Regions from separate parts of the Homo sapiens genome. Here all the other regions are linked to region 2. Evidence: chromatin loops called from intact Hi-C (ENCODE). Cell type or tissue: CD4-positive, alpha-beta T cell. All regions are shown on one strand.

The links. Peaks named below come from ENCODE experiments on the same cell type or tissue, not always from the same donor. Only the 100,000 strongest peaks of a DNase experiment are listed, where the experiment ranks them.
Region 1: a loop joins it to region 2, with 12 times the contacts of the local background. A loop is called at or near these places in 9 of 110 quality-filtered maps.
Region 3: a loop joins it to region 2, with 4 times the contacts of the local background. A loop is called at or near these places in 4 of 110 quality-filtered maps.

The regions. Positions count from the first base shown.
Region 1 is chr1:234,319,347-234,327,346 of GRCh38, forward strand. It overlaps SLC35F3 (solute carrier family 35 member F3), which reads left to right. Exons shown (of 8, transcript NM_173508.4): 7 at 752-841; 8 at 3,662-5,165. The coding sequence ends at 3,897. Among named protein-coding and RNA genes, the nearest start is that of MIR4671, 17 kb to the left of the region's middle. RefSeq lists an enhancer at 7,236-7,405. In CD4-positive, alpha-beta T cell, CTCF peaks have their summits at 3,831 (motif pointing right), 4,036, 7,440 (motif pointing left) and 7,653; DNase peaks (open chromatin) are centred at 3,845 and 7,445; H3K4me3 peaks cover 1,062 bases; H3K27ac peaks cover 1,104 bases.
Region 2 is chr1:234,406,092-234,414,091 of GRCh38, forward strand. TARBP1 (tRNA guanosine 2 -O-methyltransferase TARBP1) reads right to left here. Exons shown (of 30, transcript NM_005646.4): 23 at 4,354-4,440; 24 at 1-8. Among named protein-coding and RNA genes, the nearest start is that of COA6-AS1, 36 kb to the left of the region's middle. In CD4-positive, alpha-beta T cell, CTCF peaks have their summits at 3,468 and 3,668; DNase peaks (open chromatin) are centred at 2,840 and 3,440; H3K4me3 peaks cover 948 bases; H3K27ac peaks cover 1,878 bases.
Region 3 is chr1:234,110,132-234,118,131 of GRCh38, forward strand. The region is part of intron 2 of SLC35F3 (solute carrier family 35 member F3); the gene reads left to right. Among named protein-coding and RNA genes, the nearest start is that of SLC35F3-AS1, 160 kb to the right of the region's middle. In CD4-positive, alpha-beta T cell, CTCF peaks have their summits at 4,607 (motif pointing right) and 4,806; a DNase peak (open chromatin) is centred at 4,660; H3K27me3 peaks cover 257 bases.

The DNA.
Region 1 (8,000 bases), 87 kb before region 2:
TATAAGTCTAGAGCTAGGCAGGAATGCAACCAAGGACATGACTTACCCAGTTTCCATCTAAAAACACATATCCCAGCCAGGTACAGTGGCTCATGCCTGTAATCCCAGCACTTTGGGAGGCCAAGATGGGAGGATCGCTTGAGCCCAGGAGTTCGAGACCAGCCTGGGAAACATGATGAGACCTCATCTCCATAAACATTTAAAAATTAGCCAGGTGCAGTGGTGTGCACCTGCAGTCCCAGCTACTCAGGAGGCTGAAGTGGGAGGATCACTTGAGCAGAGGGATTGAGGCTGCAGTGAGCTATGATTGCACCACTGTGCACCACACTCCAGCCTGGGTGATAGTGCAAGACTGTGCCTCAAAACAAAACAAAACAAAACAAAACAAAAAAACAAAAAACAATTCCCAGAGCTCCTGTTCATGCAGTTATCCCAGAAGCATTGCCAGCAGCAGAGAAAAGCAAAATTGGTAAGATGGTCCCAGTCACCTTCTCAGTGGTTACCATTTCCAAACTTATTTCCCTTCTTCAAAACTCAGGGAACAGAGGGGCTGAGTACTCAGAGTGTCTGCTCCTGGTCCCAAGTCCTGGAGCCCCCAGAGGAACTCTGAGTTCACTGAATCAGAGCAGAGGGTCATTGTAACTCCTATGACTCCAGCCTCATCAGGAAAACCTGGGTCAGATAGGCCAGCAGGGAGGTAAAGTACACAGCAGTCATGAATAACACTCGTTGTTTACATTCTTTATTTCAGCATTCAATATTGTATTAAATTTTGGAATTGCCGTTACATATCCCACTCTGATGTCTCTTGGAATCGTCCTCAGCATACCTGTGAATGCAGGTAAACCTATGCGGCTTTCTATATCTGCACATAAGCACACACACTCAGTCACCTACTCACACACACATACACACACTCATGCATACATACACACTCACACATACACTCACATACACACACTCATGCATACACACACACACACATACTCTCACATACATACTCACATATATTATTGCTCTGCCTGCTATAGAATGCGTGTTTAACTGTCTGCCAAAAAAAAAGCATTTAGGTGAAATGTTGCTATTAGTTATATATGCAATATTTTCTCCATAATGGGCTGATTTTCACATACCACTTCAAGACACAGAAAGTCTAAAGGCATCTTGATTCTAACTGGTATGGGGAGCAGAATGAATCTCATCAGCATTATTAACAAATGTAGGAAATGATGTAGCAGAAAAAAAATGTCACTTTTGCAGGTAACTTTCTGGGGGAGAAAATTTGCTCAAGGCATGAGGTAGAAACATGCTGACAAGCTGAAGAAGCGTGAACGGCATTTTCCCTGACCTCCGGGAAGACAGGGAGAGAACGCCCTTTGCCCAGGAACTCGGGACTGCCCTTTGTTTTCCCCTGGGGACTCGTTGCCAAGGCACACAGTTGACAGCTCTTTCAGAAGCTTGTCTTCACCTGCCCCTCACTGCCTTCCTTTTCCTGGCTCGCACGGATAGGAATTTTGGATTTTCTTCCCAGAACCTCCTGGCCTCATACCTGACCTCCCTAGGCATCCTTCTCTCAGCCAGAAAAGGGCTGTGAATCTGTCCTCCCCAGAACACTCACTCCTTTGTCCCTGGCACAGCTTCCTCCAAAGCCATCTCCCAAATCCTGCCACTTCCAGGCCATTAAAAGATTGCCCCCCCCCCACCCCAAAGGAATGGCAAACCCTTATCCTGTTCAATGTGGTGGTGACTATGCCTGCAGGCACCCCAATTTCCCAAGCCTTTCCTCATGACTTGGTTTCCCACCGCTCCCATTCCAAAGGCGCTCGACCTCTCTGCCCCACCATGGCCCAGACTCCCCCAGAAGGACTGCCTCACAGCGGCGGCAGTGTACCAGGCCTGGGGGAGGTGTCAGGAGACAGGGCTCAGGCCCAGCACCACCACAACCCACCTGGAGATCTGTGGTCCCAACATATCTGCTCTCTGAGCCTTAGCTTGCCTCCCCTGCAAATGAAAAGTCATACCTACCCTTGCTACTTCGGTTGATGTGACAACCAGATGAAATAACCGATGAGACAGCATTTCAAAATGCAGAAAGCACCTGAGCTCCTGGACAGCTGGTAAAAAAGAAAAATGGTCCAGATGCTGCAGGCTTCTGAAAAATCACTTGTCACCGTCCTCCCCCTACATTCTTTGCATCTTTAGTTTGTGGTCATACCGTGTTCCTGTCTCCAGAAGGCGTGCTCCAGTTGTCTTCTATAGAAACTTCCTTTCAGCGTATAATATGGCCAGGTGTTTGAGAGATTCATTAAAATCATTTTTCATTACTTACCTGCAACATAAAAGGTTTAATGATGAGTCCAGAAAAGGAATCCCAGGCCACTCTTGATTGGAAGAGAGAAGCCGGGGACCCTGCCGCGTATCTCACTTGTCAAGGCAGAGCCATTGCCTGGCTTTTGGGTTCTCCCCGACATCTGCTCAAGGGACTGGCTGGTTGGCTCTCCTTATCTAGTGAATTAACAGGGTGTTTTACCAATATTAAAAATTAAAATACAGGCCAGGCACGGGAGCTCACGCCTGTAATCCCAGCACTTTGGGAGGCCAAGGTGGGAGGATCGCTTGAGCCCAGGAGTTCTAGACCAGCCTGAGCAACATGACAAAACCCCATCTCTACAAAAATAATAATAATAATAATAATAACAAAAATTAGCCAGGCGTGGTGGCACCTATAGTGCCAGCTACTCAGGAGGCTGGATGGGAGAATCGCTTGAGCCCGGGAGGTGGAGGTTGCAGTGAGCCCTGATGGCACCACTGCACTCCAGCTTGTGTGACAGAGTGAGACCCTGTCTCAAAAAAAAAAAAAAAATACAGTTGACCCTTGAACAATGTAGAGAATGGGGGCACAAACCCCTGAATAGTTGAAAATCCACATACAACTTTCAGTTCCCCAAAAACTTAACTACTAATGGGGTACTGTTGACCAGAAGCCTTACTGATGAAAAACAGTTGATTCACATATGTTGTATGTGTTATTTGTGTTATGTATTGTACTCTTACAATAAAGTTAAAGAAAAGAAAATGTTATTAAGAAAATCGTAAGAAAGAGAAAATATATTTGCTACTTGTTAAGTGGAAGTGGGCCACATAAAGGTCTTCATCTTCACTGTCATCTTCACATTGAGTAGGCTGAGGAGGAGAAGGAAGAGGAGGGGTTGGTCTTGCTGTCTTGGTGTGGCAGAGGTGGAAGAAAATCCACATGTAAGTGGATCCGTACAGTTCAAACCCATGTTGTTCAAGGGTCAAATGCGTGTGTGTGTGTGTGTGTGTGTGTGTGTGTGTGTGTACTATCTATCTCTCATCTCCTCAACTGCCCTTCATTCACTTGTTTTAATCACATAAATCAATGTTTGAACTACCAAGTCAGTTTTGGGAGGTGACATACAAGTGCAAGGCTTCATACCAGAGAGGTTTGATAAAGTTAAGGGTTGTTTACTAGAGGTAACCCCAGCCCACCTGGAACAAAATCATACTGAGGAGAATCCTGTGGTCCAGGGAAGACCACAACACTGCCAGACAGAGGAGGGTGCCCCCAGGCCCTGCCCACTCTCCAGGGACATGCCCCCAACCCTGCAGCTGAGAAACCTCCATGCTCTGTCTCCCACAGTGATTGATCACTACACCAGTCAGATCGTCTTCAATGGGGTCCGGGTCATCGCCATCATCATCATCGGCCTGGGTTTTCTCCTCCTGCTCCTGCCAGAGGAGTGGGATGTCTGGTTGATCAAGCTGCTCACCCGACTCAAAGTGAGGAAGAAGGAGGAGCCTGCAGAGGGCGCTGCCGACCTGAGCTCAGGACCTCAGAGCAAGAACAGAAGAGCCCGCCCTTCCTTCGCCCGCTAACACCACTCCTCTAGAACTCGGTGGTAATGACTGGGAGGTCTATTCCTGCCGGGAGGAACCTCAGTTGGGTAAGGTGTACATACCTGTACAGTTTTGGTCATCTGCGGTAAGTTCTATGGTATTTATTGGCATGTCCAATTTGCTTGCACTTTTCCACATCAGACCTTCCACTTAAGGGTACCAATTCAATACAAAAGAGAAAAGAAGAACCTCTCAGTGCTTTTCCAACGAATGTAAAGTGGGTTTAAAAGTTCCCTGCGTAGATCGTTTTGGATGGCTGACGTTCTTGACAAGCCAGCCATCAGGGCAAGTGTTTTGAATCTTAGCAAGTGTTTTGAATCTTAGCAACTGAACATGACATTGCACACTGTGATTATTTTTCAGCTATGGTAGGTCATATTTTGTTTTATACCAGAGCTGTACTCTTAATTTTAAGGAATTTCAATGAACCAAAAGATAACTGTCAATTTATTTGGATGGATGGATGGAGGGATGGAAGGAGGGAGGGAAGGATGTCTGGGATGTGAAGAGGCAAGGCAGAAATGGATGATGAACATCAAAAACTGTCAGAGGACAGGTCTGTGCCAGGTACCAGGAAGGACAAGATAAGTCCAAGCCCCGGCTGGCCTGCTCTCACGTGTCTGTGTAAGATCATGCAAGAGAAATCACAGTGCCTTCTACAGAATTTTCGTCTTTACCTATGTGAAGCGAGGTGACGTGATACGTCACTGGCGCCGTCTTATAATTTAGATGTAAAAATCTTTAGAAACAAATAAAACTCTCTATATATGTGTATGTCTGTGTACAAAAAAATGACAGAGCTGATGGCCAGTGTATACAGAGCGTGGCCCGCGGTGTACAATACCCATATAAGGTACATTGTGCAGGAGGGGAATTGCTGGCTGCTTTTACTTCCTGACCAAGACTGAAAAATTATTTACTGAAATCTGTAAACCTTTTTATGAAACTTTTAAGCACCAGGCTGTTTACTTACACAATTTAGGTCTGCCAGAAAATTCTATCTGTGATAGATCTGTAAAGAGGGTCAGGGGTTAGAGTTTACTATTTTTGAAGTTTACATTGTTACATATGAAATGGAAACATTATTTTGAAACGTTGTCATAACCCAATGGTGCATTCTGTAACCATGGAGTCTTCTGTTTCCTGGGGGAAAGGGGCATTCATGACCTGAACTTTTTAGCAAATTATTATTCTCAGTTTCCATTACCTGTTTGGCCAAACAGATTAATAAAATATTTGAAAAAGAAGCGTTCAGTGCTGTCTCCATGGCCATTCTGTTACTTTCCCACTGCACCAGTCCTGAAGCAGTCCTCACCACATTCTGGCTTTTCCTCAATTGCACTTGCCCCCAAGAACCTTCAGGGTGGGTAAGCCAGCCCATCTGTCTCAAGGGAAGGAGACTGTAATATCGATAGAATTGACTTTTGCAAAAGTGAAATGCAGAAGCATCCCCAAAGCCTCACAGAAGCTCTAAGTCCTGGGGCAGCCTCTCCCTCCTCCACTTTTCCCCTGTTCCTCTCCCTCTCCCTCAAGGCACCTGCCCTCCGCTCAGCCCTGCCTGTGGCTTCCTTCTCACTTTTTCTTCTGAACGGGATCCGCAGCTCAGTTTACACTGGTCTCTAAGTGCCACCTAGAGCGGCAGCCCCAGTCCATAAATCTACCCAGTCTTCCAGCTCAGCCCCCACAGCCGCCTGCCTGCCTTGGGCATCCTAACTTAATGCTGGCATTTTCAATAATTTGATTGCTCCACTTCAGTAACATTATGCAGCTGTTCCAAGCAGCTGCTATGCCAGGGGCTATGAGAGCCAGTGGGTCTCATTCTAGGGCTACAGAGGGCCAAGTACTCTAGGAAGGGGTGTGAGCCAAGGGGAAACAAGAGCCTTTTTAGTACACCTCATCCCATCACCCACACCTAGAGCGTCTACACTCCATGCACCACACGTACCACTTGACACATGGGCTCTAAACCTGGAGAATCTCGTTATCCAGAGCAGAGAGCTCCCCTACCCCATGTGTCCAGGCATGTCTGGGAGGGGGCAGCTGGGGCAGCAGGATGCTGGGCTAGTTACCTCCACTACCCTGTTGAGGCTCCAAATCCCAGGGAGACAAACAGATATTTCCTTTGTAAGCCAGGACACGAAAAAGTGGGGAAGCCCTGCCTTAGGGTAGATTCATCTTATTCTCCCATTGGGCAAAAATGACCATGAAAACCCAAAAGAGTTGAGAACATGGACTCAAAGGGATATGTGCACACCCACATTCGTGGCAACACTATTCACAACCAAAAGTGGAAGCGGCCCAAGTGCCCATTGACAGAAGAATGGATGAAAAAAATGTGGCATGGCCATACAGTGGAATATTATTCCACTTTAAAAAGAAAGAAAATCTGAGCCAGGTGTAGTGGCTCACACCCATAATCCCAGCACTTTGGGAGGTGGAGGCAGGAGGGTCCCTTGAAGCCAAGAGTTCCAGACAAGCATGAGCAACATAGTGAGTCCCTCTCTTTACAAAAATAAAAATTCAAAAATTAGCTACGCATGGTGGTGCATGCCTGTACCCCTGGTTATTCGGGAGGCAAGAGGATCCTTTGAGCCCAAGCGTTCTAGTCTGCAATGAGCTATGATCACACGAGTGCACTCCAGCCTGGGCAACAAGGCAAGACCCTGTCTCAAAAAAAAGAGGAAAAGAGGAAGAAGAAAGAAGAAGAAGAGGAAGAAGAAGAAGAAGAAGAAGAAGAAGAAGAAGAAGAAGAAGAAGAAGAAGAAGAAGAGGAAGAGGAAGAGGAAGAGGAAGAAGAAAGAAGAAGAAGAAGAAGAGGAAGAGGAAGGAGCAGGAGGAGGATGGAGGATGGAGGATGGAGGATGGAGGGGGAAGGGGGAAAGAATTCTGACACATGCTACAATATGTTGAATCTTGAAGACACTGCTGGGTGACATAAGCCAGTCACAAAAGGACAAATGCTGTCTGATTCCACTTATATGAGGTTCCTGGAGTAGTCAAACTCATAGAGACAGAAGTAGAATGCTGGTTGCCAGTGGCTGGGGAGAGGGGAAATGGAGAGTTATTGTTTAGTGGGCATATAGTTTCAGTTTGCAAAGATGAAAAAAACCTGGTAGCGATTGTTGAACAATGTGAACGTACTTAATGCCACAGAACTGTACGCTTAAAAATAGTTTAAATGGTAAATTTTATGGCACGCGCATTTTATCGAAATTTTTAAAGGGACTATGAAGGGTAACGTGTATGAAATAAAATGGTTAGAACTCTCTTGCGGTCCTTTCGATACATTCTAAACCTGAGTTGGGGTTGCGGGAGGGGTAGGTTGAGAGATTTCTTTCCAGAAAGAAAACAGCCACAACCACAACACCTCCACTCCCCACCGCGCCAGAAGGTGGCCAGCACGGGGATGCGCTGCGGCAAACCTAGGAGGGACCCAAAAGCAGAAAATCCTAGAAAAGAGTTCCTGCGGATGGAACAGCGGGGCGGCTCTGAGATGCAGTCTGTGTCCCCGCTCAGCTGGGGAATTGTCTGCCCTCTAGAGGCGGGTCTGGGTAGCAATTAAAGAATGTTTCTCTGGGCTCCTTTAAAGAGGAAAAGTGAAGCCAAGACGGAGGGTACAAGAGAGGAGACCAGGACTTCCGTCTGCTGCTGATGAAAGAGGCAAAAAGCTCTGGGAAATCTCTGCTCTCTCCTTTCTTTCAGAATGTGATCGTTTGGAGCTAGAGGGCATGAAGTGACCTGCTGGCCGCCTTGCCACACCAAGTCAGAGCCGTCCCTAAGAACCCACACCTGCCGTACAGACCCTGAGCTCCTGCTCCTCTTGAGCCTTCAAGGATAGAGTTAGGCAGGAGGAATTCATGGCCAGAGACTTACTACCCCATAGAACAGATGTGTTTCTAAATCTAGCCAAGGTTGCATAACATGGAATTCTTTATCTTCAATTTTGAAAACAAATGGTTTGTCCTAAAATTAGAATGTGGTGGTGGTTGCACCATTCTGTGAATATACTAAAACTCAATACACTGCATAATTAGATGAGTGAATTTTATGATGTGTGAATTATATCTCAATAAAGCAGTTTA
Region 2 (8,000 bases):
ATTAGTTTCTGAAAAGAAAGGCAAAAAATTCCTCAAAACACAGACATGGACCATTTTACTCTCACTTGTATGACACAAAAAAAGTACACGAATGATACAACTGCTCCTAGTAAAACTTCTTCCACTGGCTTTGCTACCAGGGCCTCTCATTCTTCCCTCCTGGTCAAATGCGGTGCACAGGCATTTGCAATTTACTCAAGGAAAAACACATTCTCCCAGCTCTAGTTTTCATTAATGCTGCAGTACATTTCCCCCCGCCCCCCATACTCTAGTACCTGAGTTAACTTGAAAAAAGTATGTTTTATGCTAACCATTATACAACCAAAATGTTTTTCAAATGGAGCCTCCATCTCCTATTATCTTAATTTGTGCTGAGAAAGTCAGAAATAGTCTTCAAGAGTCCCACTTCTGATGGCTTGAAAATGCTCCTAGAGCAAGATACCACACAAAGTGCTGTCCTCCTCCTCACTACTGATTTCTGAGCTACTCTGTCTTCCCTAATGGTGATCCTGGACCCACACAGTACTGAGTAGTGGCAGGAAAATTAAGAAATGAGGGGGAAAATAATAAAACTGTTTAAATTTCCTTGTAGTCTTTTCCTGTGAACTTTAGTCTTCACAGCCTGGAGATGTCAAGCAATCCCTTGCTTTCTAAAATCACATGGTTCAACAGACACTGAAGGTCAAAGGAAGTGACATATACTAATGAAGGAACCAGACGGACCCAAACTTTTAATGAAATATCAGAAGCTATTTTGATGCTCCTACCAAATGCACTTCTCCCCTAAGGCTCACATGGAAATGCTTACCGGCTGCGCCTGGCAGCCCAGTTTCTACTGACCAATTCAAAACAACCATATTCACACAATAGTTTACCAAAGGCATCAGCATGGCTGATAACACACTTGTTACTCTAAGTTTCTCTGAGAAGGATAAAAACAGAGATAAACAATCCTCTTTCTCTCATTCCTTTACTCAACATGTCATCAACATTTATCAAAGGTCAGTGACTGTACTGCCAACATTACAAGGTGTGATGTTATGATATACACTGGTTTTTGTCCACAATTCCTGTCTTATAACTCCCATAGCCCTTGTTACAGTCTTTTGTTATAACGATCCCATATGGAAGGAAGTCACTTGTGCAGCCCACACTGAAGGAGTGAGAAGTCACGCTCCCCCTCCCTCAGGGCAGAGCTTCTATAAAAATTACTTGTAATTTTTTTTACAAGAGATTTGTCTTGTCCATCCTTTTTTTTTTTTTTGAGATGGAGTCTCACTCTGTCGCCTAGGCTGGAGTGCAGTCCTGCAATCTTGGCTCATTGCAATTTCTGCCTCCCGGGTTCAAGTGATTCTCCTGCCTCACCTCCTGAGTAGCTGGGATTATAGGCATGTACCACCATGCCTGGCTAATTTTTGTATTTTTAGTAGAGACGGGGTTTCACCATGTTGGCCAGGCTGGTCTCGAACTCCTGACCTCAAGTGATCCACCCGCCTTGGCCTCCCAAAGTGCAGGATTACAGGCATGAGCCACAGTGCCTGGACTCATTTATTGATTCAATCATTTATTTATATCGGTGTGGGCTCGAGGATATTTATTTTATTCTTTGGGTTGTGATCCAACACTGCTTTATTTTGTTGCTCACACTGTTTCAGCTTCAGCCACTGGGAACATCTTCCCTCTGCATGCCCATCTCACATCACTGTATGTATAAAGTTCTGCCTTGCTCTCTGACTCTACAAGATGCTCCAGGCTCATCTTGTATACTTTCTGCCCTAGTTTTAGAATCAGCTATTTCTCCAGCGATCCCTGGTTCGTTTTATTGGAGAATGGTGTTAGCAACCAAGATCTTGGAGCTAGGTATACATTACTCGTAAATGAAAAAAACCCACTATAATTCTCAATAGGGAAAACAGTGCTTCCTATGGAGCCCACACTCAAAAATGTTGGCACTGCCAGTGATCGCTCGGCTGGGGCTTTCAGGACGTAAATGATGCTTTCATACATATCAGTGTAAAAAGCTCTGCTCGTGAATTCTCATGTCCGCTCATTTTACACAATGAGCAAGCTGACAGGACAATACACAACTATGAGCATAATTAAGAAAGGTTTTTTTTTTTTTTCCTTTTATAGGAACACTTCGTGCTCTGATTCTGAAACCGCCTTTGCAAAATTGTAACTGAGGTGGGGAAAGAGATCTGACCTAACCAACTCCATCTTGCTTCTAACCTCCAAGCTGTCCTTGTTCATTCCTGGGTGTAGGCTCAACTAACTTTGGGAGAAACTTAGTTTAGTTTATAGTTTAAAACAAAGATGATAACAGCCCTTTCCCAAGACAAACCCCCTTCTTGTCTGGGGACTAGATTTCCTTTGTAGGACTAACAAATTAGCCTCAAGATTAGAAATTATGGTTCAGGAGTCATGTAGCTGGAAGCTACAAGATTCTGACCCTCCCTAAACTGCTCCTATGTCGGTGCTCGAGATATTTTGCAGACCTGCACTCGACGGATCAGCTGGCACCACCCAGATCGATTAACTGGCTCATCTGATCTCGTGGCCCCCACCCTGGAACTGACTTAGCACAAAAGGACACCTCAATTCCTTATGATTTCATCTCCGACCCAACCAATCAACACCCTTGACTCACTGGCCTTCCCCCTCCCACCAAATTATCCTTAAAAACTCTGATCCCCGAATGCTCAGGGAGATCGATTTGAGTACTAATAAGACTCCAGTCTCCTGCACAAGCAGCTCTGTGTACTCTTCCTCTATTGCAATTCCTGTCTTGATAAATCGGCTCTGTGTAGGCGGCGGAAGAGGTGAACCTGTTGGGCGGTTACCACCTCTGTCGTGTGTGACAGTTGTTTTGAATCTCTAATTGCTCAGTACAGATCCCACATGCAGGTTAAGTAAGATGCTTTGAAGAAAATGGAAAGTCTTAAGTGATTGCTTCCAAGAAATCAAACCTACATTTATCTAGGTAACAACGGACTTTACGTATCACAAATGAAGAGACTGACAAAGTAAATCAACTTGGCCTTTTCTTAGGTATGTCAAGTCAGTTTTTTTTTTCCTAAGGTGTTGAAATGGAAATTCTTCCATTTCACTAATTAGCATTCCTTTTTGGATGTTTCGAAAATAAAAAATAAATCTAAAATATGTAATAAACGGCAAGTACAAAAAGGGCTTGACAGAAAAATAACATGTTACTTTTACCAGATCTAACATGAACATCTTCTAAGGTAAATTCGTTTTCAGAATTTGTCTAAACTATTCTTAGGCTATTCATCTACCCCGCAACAGGACAATGTCTGCTCTGTTTTAGCTTTCTCAATAGATTGTAAGCAAATCTCTTTGCGGCACATATTTAAAACAGAAAGACAACATTTGATCTTATCTGATGCCAGAGCCTTCTTGATCTTACGGAAGATGTGAACGAGTTTTCCTGGAACTGTAACACACTGCCATCTGGCTGATACACACTGGAAGACACCATCAATTTAAAAGTGTTATCATGATTTTAGAGGAAAATGTGGTGTGGAGAAAGGCCTGTCTTTGAATGGATGAAATAGGTTAATAAAAAACATCACTGTTTAAAAACTAGAACACTGAAAAATTCTAGGAAAGCTTATTTTCCCTTATATTTTTATGGTACTTTCAACACTTAATAACACTATTTCAATTAAGTTTTCTCCTAGAGTTTATAGTATATCAGTACATTCTTTTCTGTGGATGCAATAATATAGAATCTTATTCCAAATCTTACTGGCAGGTTCTCTTAAATTCTTCAACGGCTGCCATAGTGATTAACCAAAATTAGTTATGATTTCTGCCTATCTGTGTGAGAACTTACAGGGGAAATTGTTCTAAACCTGAGGAACATGAAGTAACTGTACTGCACACTCCAAATGATGACAGTCATTTTATATCACCTTCAATTACCCAACAGCTTTTAATAGTCTGGCCATAAGTTTCTTTGCACGAGCATTTGTTAAATAACTACCATTCAGTCAAAGAAGGTAAGGGAAGTCCTGTTTAAAGAATCCTAAGTAATCCTAATCCTAAGAATTATAAATAATTATTAATTTTATACAAGTATCAACAAAAACTTACCCAGTAGTTTGTCTATAAATTTGGTATGTACTCAAGCACACCTCAGTGTGTATGCATGTAAATGGGTAATTCCCATTTACTGGGTATTTGTGTCTAATACATGTGCACATTAGCAGGGCAGTGGAAAGGAAAGGGAAAAATTGCAAACATTCACAGGAATGCTCTACATATAAAAAATTGGTACAAATACATACAATTCTTTTTTTACAGTCAAGTTTAAATTCTTACAAACAAACTTACCTTTTCTGGAATATTTTGAGTAATAATGTCTAAATGTGATAAAACTGCTAAAAACGTACAAATGCTTGTTTTAAGATTTTCTTCACCCTGAAAAAATAATCAGATAAACAAATATTGATTCAAAGCTTACTGTGAAACATGCACGTGAAAGCGCCGTGCTGGACTCTATGAGGGCCCAGGACAGGAGGCAGCCTCTTCCCTGGAACAGCCCGGGGTCTGGGTGGGAAGGGGGCTGCGGCAACAGGCACAGGACTGAAAGCAAAGGAAATATTTCCTAGAGCCAAATGCCAGTGCACACAAAAATCAGCAGGTCACATAAAGTACTGAATAACTCAACTCTAAGTACAGCGGGGCACAGTGGCTCACGCCTATAATCCCAACACTTTGGGAGGCTGAGGCGGGTGGATCATTTCAGGCCAGGGGTTTGAGATCAGCTTGGCCAACATGGTGAAACCATGTCTACCAAAAAATACAAAAATTCGCTGGGCATGGTAGCGCACACCTGTAGTCCCAGCTACTGGGGAGGCTGAGGTAGAAGAATTGCCTGAACCCAGGGCAGAGTTTGCAGTTAGCTGAGATCGTGCCACTGCACTCCAGCATGGGCAACAGAGCAAGACCCTGTCTCAAAAAAAAACATAAAATAAAGTACAGTGTGCCCTCTGTATGCACGAGTTCTGCATCTATGAGTTCAACCAACCGTGGATGAAAAATATTTAACAAAAAATTTTTAAAACATAATGCAATTAAAAAGTAATACAAAGTTTAAAACTGTATAACAGCGATTTACATAGCATGTACATTGTACTAGACATTATAAGTAATCTAAGATTATTAAAGTATATGGGAGGATACACATCAGTTATGTGCAACTACTATGCCATTCTAAACAAAAGACTTGAGCATCCTCAGGTTTTGGCATCCGTAGGGGGCCTGGAATCAATCCCCCATGGATACCAAGGGTTGATTATCTGTGGCAGAGCCAAGGGCATGCTCACTTCAGGAGAGGTGAGGCCTTCAGGATGGGAAGGACTGGCCTGGAGAAGGAGCAGGAAGGTTAGAGAACAGATAAGTGAACAAGAACAAAGACACAGAGGCAAACTTAAGGGAAAGGCAGCAAGAGGAGACAAAGCCAGTTTGGCAGAGAGTGATGGAGATAAGGCTCAAAAGTTAAATGGAATCATACTGTAGAGGCTTTAAAAAGCTATAGCGAAAAACCTATAGAAGACTTAATCAGCTATCTTAGGGAAAATTTTTTAAGAAGACTGTTCAACTGGAATCTGGAAACCTCTGATTCCAGTTGAAAAAGACTGTTCAACTGGAATCTGAAACTATTATTATTTCATAATCATAGTGGTTTTGGAATAATACATTATTTTAGTGATAATAAACTGATAAATGCCAGACAGATTGGAAAGAAAAGAGCATATAAGCAGGAAGACCAGTTTGGAAACCAATCCAAGAGGCAAATCATTTATTATTATTTAATTCCTTTATTTAATTAACAGTTACTGAATGTCTTCTACATGACAGTTACTATAGAAACAAGTTCCTGTAACTTAAAAATCTACTGGAGAAGATAAAAATCAAATCAGATTAAAATCCTAACTGTAAGCAGTACTATTTATGTGCTATGAAAACCTAAAATAAGGGGATCTAAATACTTGGGGAGGTAACTTCCTTTAAGAATGACAATATGGGCCTGGGCGCTGTGGCCCATGCCTGTAATCCCAGCACTTTGGGAGGCCGAGGCAGGTGGATCACAATGTCAGGAGTTCGATATCAGCCTGGCCAATATGGTAAAACCATGTCTCTACTAAAAATACAAAAATTAGCTGGGCATGGTGGTGGGCACCTGTAATTCCAGTTACCTGGGAGGCTGAGGCAGGAGAATCACTTGAACCCAGGAGATGGAGGTTGCAGTGAGCCGAGATCACACCACTGCACTCCAGCCTGGGGGACAGAGACAGACGCCGTCTCAAAAAAAAAAAAAAAGACAATATGGGCCAGGTGCAGTGGCTCATGACCAGCCCAGGCAACATAACAAGACCTCACCTCTATAAAAATTTAAAAATAAATTGGCCAGGTGTGGTGGCAGGTGCTTGTAGTCCCAGCTACTTAGAGGGCTGAGGCAGGAGGATCATTTGAGCCCAGTTGTTCAAAGCTGCAGTGATCTATAATTGCCGGGTGACAGAGCAAGACTCTGTCTCAAAAATAAATAAAGAAGACACATGAACTGAGATGTGAAGGGAGAGAGAGTTATCTAGATAAAGAGAAGAAAGAAGACCATTTTGTGTAAAGGGCACAACATGTGCAATAGCCTGAAACCAAAAGGACTGGTGATAAGCAGGAAAGACTGAAAAGGTCAGTGTGGTACTCAGTTATCTCGGGTGACCCCCGGTCAACCAACCCTCCCTACATATGCCCGATGCAGGCCCCTTCCACCCCAGCAGGGATGGTCATGTGATTTGCTTTGGCTGGTGAACATTAGCAAGCCTGATGCATCCAGAGGTTGGATGAGCACTTGCATGTCAGGACATGACCCGCCTGCGCCCCCTCGACCCCCGACCCGCCGGAAAGCTCATTCTTGGAGAACTGAATATAAAGAGGTCCAGCTACCCTGCTGGAGACACAGAGTGGGAGCGATGCCTAGCCACCAGAGCTGCTCCTGCCATTGCAGCTGAGGTGACAAATATGTGAGCGAAGGAGCCATTTGGAAGTCCCAGCCCCAGCAGACACCACAAGGAGCAAAACTGCCCAGCCAGGCCCAGACAACACACACATCACGAAAAAAAAGCAGTGGCTCACGCCTGTAATCCCAGCACTTTGGGAGGCCAAGGCGACATGGTGAAACCCCATCTGTACTAAAAATACAAAAATTATTTAGCTGGGTGTGGTGGCATGCACCTGTAATCCCAGCTACTCGGGAGGCTGAAGCAGGAGAATCGCTTGAACCCGGGAGGCAGAGGTTGCAGTGAGCCGAGATTGTGCCATTGCACTCTAGCTTGGGCGACAAGAACGAAACTCCATTGCAAAAACAAAACAAAACACATTGTTTACACCGCTAAGCTTTGGAGAGTTCTAGCAACGGAAAACAGACAATCAGTGTGCCTAGGTAGTGAATTGAGAATAGACCACACAGAGAGACTAGAGAGGAAAGAGGCCTAAGATCACGCAAGCCTTACGGGATACTCCGAGGAGCATAGTCTTCATCCTGAGACGACGTAAGACACTGTGTTCAGCAGGTGGGGTCACCTGTTGAAATTCTCACCATGGAAACCCTGCCTGGGCTTCAGGGTGGAAAGCAGATGGAAACAGAGCCAAGAGTGGATGTAGGCAGCCCAGTGAGGGAACCACTGCAAGGATGACAGTAGCGTCGACTGAGATACAATGGCAGGGACAGAAGAGAGAGAACTCAGAAATATTCAGGCAGAAAGATCAGGACCTGGTCACGAATCAGACACAGAGCATGGAAAGTGTCAAGGTTTCTGGTTTGTGCAACTGTATAGATGGTGGTGGTATTCACTAGAGTAGGAAGCAGATCAAGTTTGAGGGGAAAAATAAGGCACTCAGTGTTACACATCTACGTTTTAGGTTATTTAGTCTAAGGGAAAATCATCTACAAGGAAAACGTCTACAGCAAGGGTCAG
Region 3 (8,000 bases), 300 kb before region 2:
GAAGGTTTCTGATCAGAGGAAAGGTAGACTGCTCCAGCATCAGTTTGTAGGTTGAATACGGAGGAGGAAGATCACTTCAGATCCTATATTCCTTGCAAGAGCTCTTGGATGCCTGGATAAGAGTTAGTGGTTGTGGAAATAAAAAAAGGGGATGACACTTAGAGACATTTTCAAGGTGAATTTCCTAGAATGTGTCAATTGATGGAAGATGGCAATGACACTCACACCGGTTCTCAAATCAGCCGACAGGAGGCACTAACTGGAATGGCAGAGCCAGGAAGGGATGGTGTCCTGCGGCAGAGGCCATTAAGATTTTGGTTCAGGATAATGTGTGTGGTTTTAGCACAGTGTCTTATACACAGTAGGTGTTCAATAAACATTTGCTGAATGAGTGGACAGATGGATAAAATTGTGTTTTAAATACATATACAATTAATGCATGAAGAAAACCATACAATACAGCCAATCTTTTTAGTAAGCAAAAGAATGCAAAACACAATAACCATATTCCATTTTTTGGACAAATAACACAATTAGAATTACAGTGCTAGCCAGGATGCTATGGAAGACAGTTTCATCCACAGCTGATGGGAATGTAAATTTGGAAGGGTTTTTAGCCAGATAGATCTTATACCCTCAGACACAATAATTCACTTCTAGCAACTGGTCTTGAGAAAATAATACAAACTACAGAAAAATCTTTTGCTATAAAATGACAAAAATTTTAAACACTCCAAATAGGATGTCAAGTAAGTCTGTTAAGGTGGATCCACATTATGGAATTGTGTAGCCCCATAAAACAAAATTTTAAAAGATGAGAAGACTCTTATTTTTGTAATTATGTGAAAAATCTAGTATAAGCTTTATTAAGTTCATAGTGGCTATCTCTAGACGGTGAGATTTTAGAACATTGTTATAGGAAATGGGAAACAGAAAAGTTTAAGATGAGAAATAAGGTAAACATTTGTTTTATAATCAGAGGAAAGAAATCCATTGGATTTTCTTGTAAGAGAGTGAATTTAATTTTTAATTATTTAATTAAAAAAATAAAATTTTAATTTAGTTTTCTTGTAAGAGAGTGAATTAATTTAATCTAGCTCCTGATCTGTGTTCATGTGGACTTGTTTGACTTTGCTGGTGAAAAGGCCCCTGTATTTTTTGTTTTGTTTTGTTTTATGAGACGGAGTTTCGCTCTTTTTGCCCAGGCTGGAGTGTAATGGCGCAATCTCAGCTCACTGCAACCTCCACCTCCCAGGTCCAAGCGATTCTCCTGCCTCAGCCTCCTGAGTAGCTGGGATTACAAGTGTGCACCACCATGCCTGGCTAATTTTCATATTTTCAGTAGAGACGGGGGTCTCACCATGCTGGCCAGGCTGGTCTCGAACTCCTGACCTCAGGTCATCCGCCCGCCTCGGCTTCCCAAAGTGCTCGGATTACAGGCGTGAGCCGCTGCGCCCGGTTGTCCTCTGTGCTTTCTGAAGACTCCGTGCTGAAGAGCCAGCAGCACAGTGGCCACATCGTGTGACCCATGCTCCCTCTGCTGACTCCAGCCAGCAGTGACGATCCAGTCCCAAGCTGCTGGGTACCACATTCCAGGCCAACAGGAAGAGCTTCCCCAGGACAGCGGCCTCAGAGCTCAGGCCTGGAGAAAGCTGAGAATTATGCTAAGGAAAGAAAAGAAGACTTTTTTAAAAATAGGAGAAACAATGAGATGGGGCTTTCAGAACACAGCAAGATGTTTAGGGTGAGGTTGGCCTTGTCCTTCTGTATCCTGTGTAGTCCCCATCAGGATCCTGGGGGAGACAAGCGCCTGAGAATAGCTCATCCTCCGAGTGGAGCAGCCTGAGATAAATGCAGGCCATGCTTTCGGCAGAACCTCAGATCTTTCTCATCCTTGCCATGGCTGTGCTGGTTAATTCAGTGCTTAGACCAGGTGCAGTGGCTCATGCCTGTAAACCCAGCACTTTGGGAGGCAGTGGCAGGAGGATCACTTGAGCCCAGGAGTTCAAGACTAGCCTGGGCAGTGAGACTTCGTCTTTACAAAAAAATAAAAATAAAAAAGAAAATAAAGGAGCCAGGCATGGTGGTGCATGCCTGTGACCCCAGCTGCTCAGGAGGCTGAGGTAGGAGGATTCCTTGAGCCTGGGAGTAGTTCGAGGCTGCAGTGAGCCAGGATCACACCACTGCACTCCAGCATGGGTGATGGAATGAGAACCTGTCACAAACAAAACAAAAAAATCTGTGCTTAGACACATACTTTCCCTATAACAATGCACAGAACACCTTGCTGTCCTTTTCTCTCATGTGACTCATATCAGAGTTTATCTTCTACCCCGTATTTCCAAAAGTAATCCCAAATAGTTATTGTCTTGTATTGTGTTTGGAAATTTTACCCAATCTTTTGTGAAGTTTATAATTCACACTCTTTTTTTTTTTTTTTTTGAGACAGAGTCTCACTCTGTCACCCAGGCTGGAGTGCAGTGCCGCTATCTCGGCTCGCTGCAAGCTCCGCCTCCTGGGTTCACCCCATTCTCCTTCCTCAGCCTCCAGAGTAGCTGGGACTACAGGCGTCCGCCACCATGCCCAGCTAATTTTTTTTTTTTTTTTTTTTTTTTTTTGCATTTTTAGTAGAGACAGGGTTTCACCTGTTAGCCAGGAAGGTCTCGATCTCCTGACCTCATGATCCACCCTCCTCGGCCTCCCAAAGTGCTGGGATTACAGGCGTGAGCCACCGTGCCCGGCCTATAATTCACATTCTTAATGACCGGTTTCAGAAATAACTTTTACTTGAGGCTGGGCATGGTGGCATATGCCTGTAGTCCCAGCTACTCAGGAGGCTGAGGTGAAAAGATCGCTCAAGCCCAGTAGTTTGAGACCAATGAGCCCAGGAGTTCGAGACCAGCCTGGGCAAAAGAGCAAAACCTCATCCCCATTTTAAAAAAAGAAGAAGAAAAAGAAAAGAAAGAAAAGAAATAACTATTAATATATGTGCTGTGCTTAAAGTTTCTGACATAATCAAAGCACTCTTATGAGCCCCTGATAATTTCCACATTTGTCCTCTCCGTCCAACCACAGACTAAATTGCCATAATCATCAAAGTAAGCCCTTGGCCTTAGACCTGGGACATAAAAGAATCAGGATGGAGCCAGGAGAAACCTGGCAGTTGTCTGGAGATCCCTTAAGCATTTGTTTTTTGTTTGCATTCCAGGAAAACTGTTTCATAAAGTAAGCTCTGAACATACTCACTACAGGCTAATACTTATTTTCTCTTGATTTATGAGAAATTTAAAGAAGCTAGAGGAGGAAGAAGCTGCTAAATGTAAATGTAATGTTGGAAGGTATAATTGGGATTTAAGATATTAAATTGTTTAATTATAGGCTGCCCTAAAATGAAGTCTTTCTTGTGTTCATAGACTTTAGTTCATGACCATTAAGATTTCGGTGACATGTAGGCAAGCATGGTGGCTCACGCCTGTAATCCCAGCACTTTGGGAGGATGAGATGGGCAGATCACCTGAGATCAGGAGTTCAAGACCAGCCTGACCAACATGATGAAACCCGTCTCCACTAAAAATACAAAAATTAGCCAGGCATGATGGCATGCGTCTGTAATCCCAGCTACTCGGGAGGCTGAGGCAGGAGAATTGCTTGAACCCGGGAGGTGGAGGTTGCAGCAAGCCGAGATCGTGCCATTGCACTCCAGCCTGGGCAGCAAGAGCAGAACGCCATCTCCAAAATAAAAAAATAAGAAAAGGTTTTGGTGACACGTAAGAGATTTCTCAGCAAAGTGCAAAGACTCGGATACAAGTGTTCTCTTGCCTCCCTTATGCAATGTGTGCTGGTAAGAGTTTAACAATCGGCTCTCCAGGAGGAGACTGGGGCAAGAGGGACCCTGATTTGCAGCATTTGCCAGTTCCGCAGGGTAAGTGCTCCCACTATGGCTGGTTTCAAACTACCAGTGTGACATCACAGACTGTGTTTGGAAGGAGATACACACGATAGTCTTATGAGCCAGTATGAGTTGGCTCCAGCACACCACTGCATGCCATTAATAGATTTCTGCTGTTCTTTGGAAATTTATATCATGGTATTTATTGCTGATGAGAAGATAATGAGTTTTTGCTTAAGTTTGGGAAAGGAAAACAAATTTGAAAAATGTGCACTGAAATTGTTATGAAAAGCTCCTAATTCTTGAGTTTTTGTTGTTATTGCTGTTTTTAAAAGATTGCTTGTTTGGTCCTTCAAATGTGAGTAAAGGAAAGAAGATAAAACTACATTTCCAATATGGCTGATTTGTTTTTAATTATAAACTGACATATTTATGAAAGGTTCTATTTTAATGGAGTACTATTAGTTTGAAGGGAGAATTGCAGAATACCGTGAGATAGTTAAGGGATTTGTGAATCAAGACTAATCTGTTTTTGCTATTCTCCACTTGTGTTCATGTACACTTAACTTTGAAAAGAATGTCTTTGTTTGCTGAGAATTGAGATTTAATTCTTTTAATGTGTTTTTAAGAGTAATTTTAGCTCAGAAGAAGAAATTTTAAACCTAGGAAAATTTTAGGTTGGAATGAGGAGGGATTTCCCTTTCTTGGACATTTGGGGAAGAGTTGGAAAGAGGCGTTTTTCATTGTGCAGACACAAGATGGCGCTAAAGGAGTATAATTTAAGCATGGCTTCCTTTATTTCAAAACAGTATTTGGAAACGGGTCATCTTGAGATGCGGCGTGCATTTGAGATGCGGCGTGCATTTTGCCACATGTTGGTGGGTTTTTTGTTTGTTTGTTGTGGCTGTCATTGTTTATAAAGAGACAGCTTTAAAGGGGACCGGGTATTGAGTTGATATTAAAATATGGTAGAAAGGTATCCATATGGTCTATAAAATAAAACGGGTCAATATGATGAGGTCTTCTGGCTCTGCCTCTAGTGTTTTGGGTTTCTGTTCCTCCAAGGAAGCGCATTCATCTTGCCTGTACTTGCTTGTGGCTGCCAAAGTGTTCAGGTAGGTTTCTGCCCCAGTAAGGAAGTGTCTAAGAATCTCCTGGAAGAAGCTGGATGTGCAAGCTTTCTCTGCCTTTTGAGGGACCTCATAATTCACTTTCCAAGTACTCATCGACACCTTTTACTCTTTAATATTGCTGCCCCTTTTACTCCTGGCTGCCCACACATCTGCCTATGCGTGGACTTGTGGTGCTTTGGAATCTGTGGTTTTAATTTGTGTCCTTTGTCCTCTGGTCCTTCCCTTGTATGCACTTACATAATGGGCTGCTCTGAGGACCAATGCTTTGCCAACCCAAAGCATTTCCCCAGGAACATTCCACTGCCTTGTCTACCCTCAGCTTCCCTTTTGGCCTCTTCTCTGGGCTTAGGACCACCCACTCTTGGAATCCAAATGCTTAGGAATAAAGTAAACCTAAGATCTACTCACTATCCCCACTTAACATGTTCAACTTTTTATTTTGAAATAATTTCAGACTTAGAGAAAAGTTGCAAAAATAGTAAAAGAATTTCCATATCCACTTGGATTCTCAAATGTTAACATTTGCTTTATTCTGTCTTCTGAACCATTTGAGAACAAGCCATGGGTATAATGCTCCTTTTCCTTCACCTCGAAATATCTCAGTGTGTATTTTATAAAATCAAGGGCATTTTATTACATAACCATTGTAAACCAAAAAGTATCTGAGACTTATCTCAATCAGTTTTGAGGTTAATTTTGCCAGGGTTGAAGATGCACCTGGGAAAAAGCAACAGAAACCTGCAGGAACAATCTGTGATCCGAGCTTTTGACAAAAAGGGTCTGGGAACGTCAATAATTAAGGGGAAAGGGTGAGCAGTAGGGGAAAGAGGAAGAAAGAAAAGGGGGAGATGGTAGATAAAAGGGGCAAGCAGTTGCATTCTTTCAAGTCTTTGATCAGCGTTCACCAAATCCACATTTCATATGTGAAAGGAGGGCATAAAGGAATAGTCAATTATGTATTTGTCTCATGCTTAGTAAATCTGCACTTTACATAAAGTCAATATAAAGTAGCTACCTGTGGAGACATCTGGCCTCGGTCTGTAGCTATCTGCTTAGGAGCAAAAGGGAAAGCAATTCCTTCCAAAAGATTTATGAGCTCTGTGTCAGGAACTGGGGTCAAAGAGACCAAATATTAGAACAAAAGATGCACCTATGGCCCTTACAGCTCAGGAAATTCAAGGGCTTTAGAAGCTGTGTGCCAAGACTCAGTCAGGGGAAAAGACCAAATAAATATTTCTTATTAAGTCACAAGACCACAGGGCTATGTTATTATCATTATTTATTTTGGTGCTCACATTGTCCCAAATTTAGCAGTAGAGCCACCCTCCCTCCCACCCCCCATTATTTTTGTTTTTATTTATTTATTTATTTATTTTGAGACAGCGTTTTGCTCTGTTGCCCAGGCTGGAGTGCAATGGCGCAATCTCAGCTCACTGCAACCTCCGTCTCCCAGGTTCAAGCAATTCTCCTGCCTCAGCCTCCCAAGTAGCTGAGATTACAGACACATGCCACCATGCCTGGCTCATTTCTTTGTATTTTTAGTAGAGACAGGGTTTTACCATATTGGCCAGGCTGGTCATGAACTCCTGACCTCAAGTGATCCACCCGCCTTGGCCTCCCAAAGTGCTGGGATTACAGGCGTGAGCCACCGCGCCCAGCCTAGAGCCCCTTTTAAGCTGGGGGTTTTGTTCTTTTTACATATTCCCATCATTCTTTGAGCAATGATTTACTTTCCAGTGCAACAAGATGTCCAGGCTTATTTTGTACTATCTCAGCCCCAGCCCTGGAATCAGCCAAGTCTCCAAGGAGCAATGGTTTATCTTATGGAGGATGGTCTTTAAAAACAGAGATCTAGTGACTAATGGAATTACTCCAAGGTAGATTGCCTTCTTATTACCTGTCTTTATTCTTGTCACCAAAAGCAAACCAAATTCAGTAAGAGAAAGTTAATATTTTTACCTTAGAGCATCTATGTAACCCAAGCTGTAGAATTTCTGGTGCTTCAAAAAGCGAGGACTAAGTATCCCTTTGTTGGGCCTACCCCTGCTGACACTAAGCATGACTCTTAGCTCTGAGTGCTATATTCAGATGTTGACCCCAAACAGCTCTGGTTTGAAGGGTTTCATGCAAGATTCACCCTAATACAATATACAAGAGGCCAGGTGCAGTGGCTCACGCCTGTAATCCCAGCATTTTGGGAGGCTGAGGTGGGCAGATCACCTGAGGTCGGAGTTTCCAGACCAGCCTGGGCAACATGGTGAAATCCTGTCTCTACTAAAAATACAAAAATTAGCTGGGTATGGTGGCACACCCTTGTAATCCCAGCTACTTGGGAGGCTGAGGCACGAAAATCACTTGAACCTGGGAGATGGAGGTTGCAGTGAGCCGAGATCGCACCATTGCACTCCAGCCTGGGTGACAGAGTGAGACCCTGTCTAAAAAAAAAAAACAGGCTGGGCGCAGTGGCTCATGCCTGTCATCCCAGAACTTTGGGAGGCTGAGGCTGGTGGATCACGAGGTCAGGAGATACAGACCATCCTGGCTAACATGGTGAAACCCCGTCTCTACTAAAATTACAAAAAATTAGCCGGGCGTGGTGGTGGGCGCCTGTAATCCCAGCTACTCAGGAGGCTGAGGCAGGAGAATGGTGTGAACCCGGCAGGCGGAGCTTGCAGTGAGCCGAGATGGTGCCACTGCACTCCAGCCTGGGTGACAGAGTGAGACTCTGTCTCAAAAAAGAAAAAAAAAAAGACTATATATGTGTGTGTGTGTGTGTGTGTGTGTGTGTGTGTGTGTGTGTGTGTGTGTGTGTATATATATATAAAACCACAAGAAACTGTGAGATACACAGAAAGAGCTCATAACCTTTAAGGCCAGAGTTAATTTCATTATGCCAGGATGTGATAAAACATGGGATATCCAGACTCAATTGGGATTGCTAGTTAACACTGTGCTTTGTTTTATTTTTAAAAATCTAG